Linked DNA regions of Homo sapiens: region 2 is linked to region 1. The links are chromatin loops, found by intact Hi-C in ENCODE. Cell type or tissue: PC-9. All regions are shown on one strand. Each heading gives the region's core, and the rest is flanking DNA. Links, peaks and the distances in the headings are about the cores only. Region 1 overlaps RNF216 (ring finger protein 216). Region 2 overlaps TNRC18 (trinucleotide repeat containing 18).

Region 1 (2,912 bases), core at 319-2,818:
CTCAGGTTCCAAGCACTTCCTCTCTGGTCATTGTCCCAGGCTAGATTCAAGGCTGGCCCTGGGTCTATGACCAGGTGTGCATCCAGCTGGGGCACTTCAAAATGGGACCAGTGAACACTGGACATAACCTCATCCAAGGCCCATTATTTCCCATAGGGAAGGGTTATTGTTCCTTAAAAGCCAAACCAAACCAAAACCCACCAACCACATGAAACGAACCTCGTAAGAGAACTAACTAGTGGCCTGACCTAAGAGAAATACCACTACAGACCACATACATCTCCCTTGTTTTTAGGGCACTCTGACGTATGGTTTACATAGTGTGGAAAACAGAAGTGATTTCATTTTCTAATGGCATTAATTCTAATTTGTCCAGGTGTTAATTTTAGAGCAAACACATGTGATTTAGAGACTGCTCAGCACGTGCTTCTGCAACATCAGCCAAGGAGTCGCTATCTGCTGTTGTCTTTTGCTTCTGGATGTTACATGCTCTACTGTATGGGTGGTCTGGGCAATGCCATCTGCGTTCACTAAAGGTGGGCACTAGGTAAATTATCTCCATTGTAAGACTGGACTACTAATCACAGAACCATATTCTTTTGGTTTTCTTGCCATTTTCTCAGGCTTTCCTCTATAAAAGGAAAACAAAAAGGAAAACTAGAAGAAAAAATGAAATAAAAGATCCAAGCCATATCGAAAGGCCACTTATATGGCTTCTGGTAAATTATAATAATGGCAAACCCTTACAAAGGGACCATCCTAAGCACTTTGGGCTTAACCATTTGTCTGTCTTTTATATTTGTGTTAGCATCCTCAGATTGGAAAGAACTGACTAAGAACAGGTCTGGAATTACCATTCAATCGCTATGAGAGTAGGTGAATCCCCTTCCAGTCCTGGCCTGACCTCATTCTCCACTTCCTGTGCAGAGTCCTGGGAGTGTTGCTCAGGAAATCCTAGGAATCAGAGTCTGCCCAAGGGGAAGGGTTGTCTATGCAGAGACCATTAGAGTAACTAAATCAGAATCCAGTAGAATCAGGGGAAGGAGGATACTGGAATGTAAGGGAGCTAGAAAAACAGCTCTTTGCTCTCTTCCAGGTTCCTGGTTTACATACACAGCCCCAGCCCTGTTATTACACACCCACACTCTTAACTGGAGCAGTAAGACCACAGTGATCTTTCCAGGGGGTAACCAGATTTTGCGACTGTTCTTGGTATTCTACCTTCTCCTACACACCTGTCTTCGTCTTGGTGGTACTGAGGTTTCCTCCCAGTTCAGAGATGTGCACTCCAATGCCTGACGCCCCACTGTGGAGCCAAAGGGCCCCGGCTACATAAATTTGCCAATACTCAGGCATGTGCCCAAATCTAGGTTTACTTCTGAGGCTCTGGGGCCCTCTGCTGACCGCCTGCTGTAACTTTTAGCTCCTCACCAGACCAATAAGAAAACCAGTCTGAAAAATCTTCCCATTTTACTGCCATCTACAAGACTTTCAATTATGTTCTCTGAGCTTCTGCAATGTCAATATATTACCTGCGTTTCATAAACAGGATCAGAAGAATGTTAAGGCTGACAGGCCCTGGGCAGGGAACTAACCATCGCCAAGGACTGACCTACGTTACCACCTCCCCAAGCGCAGAGAAAAATGAGATTCAGAGATTCATGCCACCTGGCGTCCCCACATGACCTGGTGGTCAGGAAAATGGCTCTGGGCCCGCCTGAGTAGTCCACCATGGCTACTTACTAAAGTGACCTCAGGTGAGTGACCTCACCTCTCCCAGCTTCAGCTTCCCTATCTATAAAAGGAGTGCTTATAAGGAGGCCGGCACTCGTAGTGACAAATATCAACTGCTGCTCTGCCATGGCTCCAGTCACAACTGTGCCTCCTGGGCCTGCTACCCTCCAAGCACGCTTCCAGGAAACCCTGCACTGTGAGAGCTACAGCAGTGGGACAAGCTGCAGAGGCTGCTCCTCACACAGAAGGTGACGGAGCAGATTTCTCGACTCCACTTCATCAGGGAAGACATGAGAGCTGGACTGGATAAATTAAGAGGCAAAGGTCTGCAGACAAGCTGAGGAGGCCGAGCTCCTAGAGAGGAAGTGGGGAGCATGGCTGGTTTATCAGTTGCTCTCCAATAACCCTGATCACACAGGGACTAGAAATGGCCTCAATAGAGCAAAGAGGAAATTTATGGGAGCCACAAGTGTAGAATATTTTAAAAGTTATTGAGTAAAGTTGTAAAATTTAAGAGTACAGAGATTAGATACAGTGGAATGAATAACAGCAGCAGCTACCATTTATTGAGTGCTTATGGATGAAACATCTTAGTTATCAAGTCATTTAATCCTCCTAACAGACTTTTCAGGAGGATCCTGTCACCCTCGGGTAGGGGTGGTGGTGGTGCGGTGGCGGGGGGGCGGTGCACACAGCTAACAAGTGGTGGGACAGGCATCTGAACATGGCCATGCTGCTCCAGCCAGCCCCTGCTAAAGGCACTGGACTAAGGGCCTGTTTGTCACCATCTAGTGACATATTTTGGGCAAATCCTTCAGCCCTAGAATGGTGCAGAACAGGGCAAGCTGTGGTCCGGCCAGCCTCACAAGGGGCTGGGTTGTGAGGATGCAGGCGCTGAGCGCACTGGTGCACACACACCGTAACAAGTGTAACGAGGCTGTTGGTGAGTCTGGGGGAATGCGGTGAAGCCTCTCAGCAGTAGGAGTGCTGACCAGAGTCCCTTGAGGGTCCTCCCTGCCTCACATTTCTGGAAGCCTAAGTGATCACCAGATGTGCAATTATTTGATAAGGCTTAGCTCCAGGCGCTATGACAACAGACACAAAATCAAAACCACTGAAATCGAGAGAATAGCCCTGTCATGGAATCTCCCATGGAATGTGCTACTGCAAGGAACAAT
Region 2 (2,912 bases), core at 217-2,716, 310 kb before region 1:
ACACACACACACACACACACACACACACACACGATCTCAGGCTGGGCACGGTGGCTCATGCCTGTAATCCCAGCACTTTGGGAGGCCGAGGCGGGTGGATGGCTTGAGGCCAGGAGTCTGAAACCAGCCTAGCCAACATGGTAAAACCCCCTCTCTACTAAAAATACAGAAATTAGCTGGGCATGGTGGTGACCACCTGTAATCCCAGCTACTTGGGAGGCTGAGGCACCAGAATCGCTTGAACCCAGGAGGCAGAGGTTGCGGGGAGGCATGATAGCCCCACTGTACCCCAGCCTGGGCAACAGAGGGAGGCTGTCTCAGGAAAAAAAAAAAAAAAAAAAAGATCTCAATCAGTACATACTGTATCACATTTTGCTTTTTTTCTGCTTAATGTCTTTTCTCATATTAGCACAAAGCAAACATCTACCTCCTCATTATGAGCTTGGACCTTATAAAAACTGCCATCTCTAAAGGTCAAAAACACTAGAATGCCAGCAATTTTAAATGGCCAAACGTGCAAAGGAGCCTACGCAGAATCATGTGGGGGGGCGGGGGCGGAAGGGCAGCCTAGAACACTCTTGAATTGATGAGTTTTGATTCATCTAAGTCATCTCCCATTGATGGCATTTAGATTGTTTCCTGTCTTTTCAAGATAGGGTCTCACTCTGTCCCCCACCCTGGCTGGAGTTCACCATCACACGTCACCACAGCCTCAAGCTGCCAGGCTCAAGCAATCACCCTGCCTCAGCCTCCTGAGTAGCTGGGACCACAGGCACATGCCGTCACACCCAGCTAGTTTTTGTATTTTTTTGTAGAGATGGGGTCTTGCTATGTTTCCCAGGCTGGTCTTGAACTCCTGGGCTCAAGTGATCCTCCCGCCTCAGCCTCCCAAAGTGCTGAGATTACAGGCGTGAGCCACCGTGTCCGGCCTCCTATCTTTTTGTAATAGGAGCACATGGGCACATAGCTGGGACACGTGTGACAGGAAGAGCCTCACCAGTGTGATGAATATGACCAGGTGTGTGCAGTTCTCTGATAAATACTCCCCCTACCCTCCAGGAAGGGTGCTCCAACCACAGAGATCTTGCTTTAGTCTCTACCAAATTTAAATGAGTTCTATTATAATTTTTCAATTGACATTTCATTTTTTTAATGCACATGGGGTCTCGCCATGTTGCCCGGGCGGGTCTTAAACTCCTGGGCACAAGCAGTCCTTCTGCCGCAGCCTCCCAAAGTACTGGGATTGCAGACGTGAGCCACCATGCCCGGCTGACATTTTCTTTGTGATCTAAAATACCAATTTTTGGCTGGGTGTGGTGGCTCACGTCTGTAATCCCAGCATTTTGGGAGGCCGAGGCGGGCGGATCACCTGAGGTCAGGAGTTCGAGACCAGCCTGACCAACATGGAGAAACCCTATCTCTACTAAAAATACAAAAAACTAGCCGGGCCTGGTGGCGCATGCCTATAATGCCAGCTACTCAGGAGGCTGAGGCAGGAGAGTCGCTTGAACCTGGGAGGCGGAGACTGCGGTGAGCCGAAAACCATATTCTCTATTGGCAGTGTGCAAAGTTCCAGAGACAGACATGACTAATGATGCTGCTGAGGGGGAGCTTCTCTTCCTTGGCACTATTCACATTTCACTATTCATTCGCATCTCTGCTGGGGGCTTGTCCTCTGCCTTCACTGTAGGGTGTCTTGCTGAGTCCCTGCCTTTACCCACTAGATGGCAGTAGTGCTCCCCCCAAGCTGTGACAACCAAAAATGTGGTTGCCAATGTCCCCTGGGGGGACAAAATCATCCCTAGTTGAGAATGCTTGTTTTGCTCTTCTTATATCTTTTTTTTTTTTTTTTTTTTTTTTTTGTGAGACAGAATCTCACTCTGTCGCCCAGGCTGGAGTGCAGTGACCAATCTTGGCTCATGCAACCTTCGCCTCCTGGATTCAAGCAATTCTGCCTCAGTCCCCTGAGTAGCTGGGACTACAGGTATGTGTCACCACACCCAGCTAATTTTTTTATTTTTAGTAGAGATGGGGTTTCCCCATGTTGGCCAGGCTGGTCTCAAATTCCTGACCTCAAGTGATCCGCCTGCCTTGGCCTCCCAAAGTGCTGGGATTCCAGGCGTGAGCCACCGCGGCTGGCCGCTCTTCTTATATCTTTAGGGAAACTGAGGCCACAAAGCCGCAAACCTGATCAGCTCCCAAAGGTTGATGTTAGATTGAAACCATCTCACCCACCCCATACCCCCGCCTCGAGGTCCTGCGAGACTTAAGAGTCTACAATGTCAGGTAAGGATGGAGGGCTGTTCTGTTCTCCAAGAGGGGACCAAGGTACAACTCTGTCACCTCCTTCACCCTCCCACAAACCTATTATCCCTAAGCTCTTAACTGATCAGGCAAGGGACGCCCAAGTGACCTCTAGGCCAGTGGTGATGGGTTCAGTCGTGTCCCCACTAATTTAATATGCGAGAATCCTAACCCCTAGTAACCTCATTAGGTGACCTCTGTGGGAGACAGGGCGTTTGCAGAGGTGGTCAAGTTCAAGTCATGACAGTGGGCCTTCATTCCGTAAGGCTGGTGTCCTAATAGGGTGGAGAATTCTGGGCTGGGTGCAGTGACTTACACTTGTAATCCCAGCACTTTGGGAGGCTGAGGCGGGCGGATCACTTGAGGCCAGGAGTTCAAGACCAGCATGGCCAACATGGGGAAACCCCGTCTCTACTAAAAATACAAAAATTAGCTGGATGTGGTAGCATGTGCCTGTAATCCCAGCTACTTGGGAAGCTGAGGCAGGAGAATCACCTGAACCCAGGAGGCAGAGCTTGCAGTGAGCGGAGATCACACCACTGCACTCCAGCCTGGGCAACAGAGGGAGATTCTGTCCCAGAAATAATTAAAAACAAAAACAAAACCAG

Evidence for each region. Hi-C counts contacts between places; a loop is a spot of excess contacts. Peaks named below come from ENCODE experiments on the same cell type or tissue, not always from the same donor. Only the 100,000 strongest peaks of a DNase experiment are listed, where the experiment ranks them.
Region 2: it touches region 1 in a loop (6-fold over the local background); 8 of 110 quality-filtered maps call a loop at or near these places.

The regions. Positions count from the first base shown.
Region 1 is chr7:5,676,802-5,679,713 of GRCh38, forward strand. All of the region lies in intron 13 of RNF216 (ring finger protein 216), which reads right to left. The region is part of intron 1 of RNF216-IT1 (RNF216 intronic transcript 1); the gene reads right to left. Among named protein-coding and RNA genes, the nearest start is that of RNF216-IT1, 2.2 kb to the right of the region's middle. In PC-9, for the core only: CTCF peaks have their summits at 1,392 (motif pointing left) and 1,594; a DNase peak (open chromatin) is centred at 1,370.
Region 2 is chr7:5,364,483-5,367,394 of GRCh38, forward strand. The region is part of intron 11 of TNRC18 (trinucleotide repeat containing 18); the gene reads right to left. Among named protein-coding and RNA genes, the nearest start is that of TNRC18-AS1, 53 kb to the right of the region's middle. In PC-9, for the core only: a CTCF peak has its summit at 1,701 (motif pointing right); a DNase peak (open chromatin) is centred at 1,769.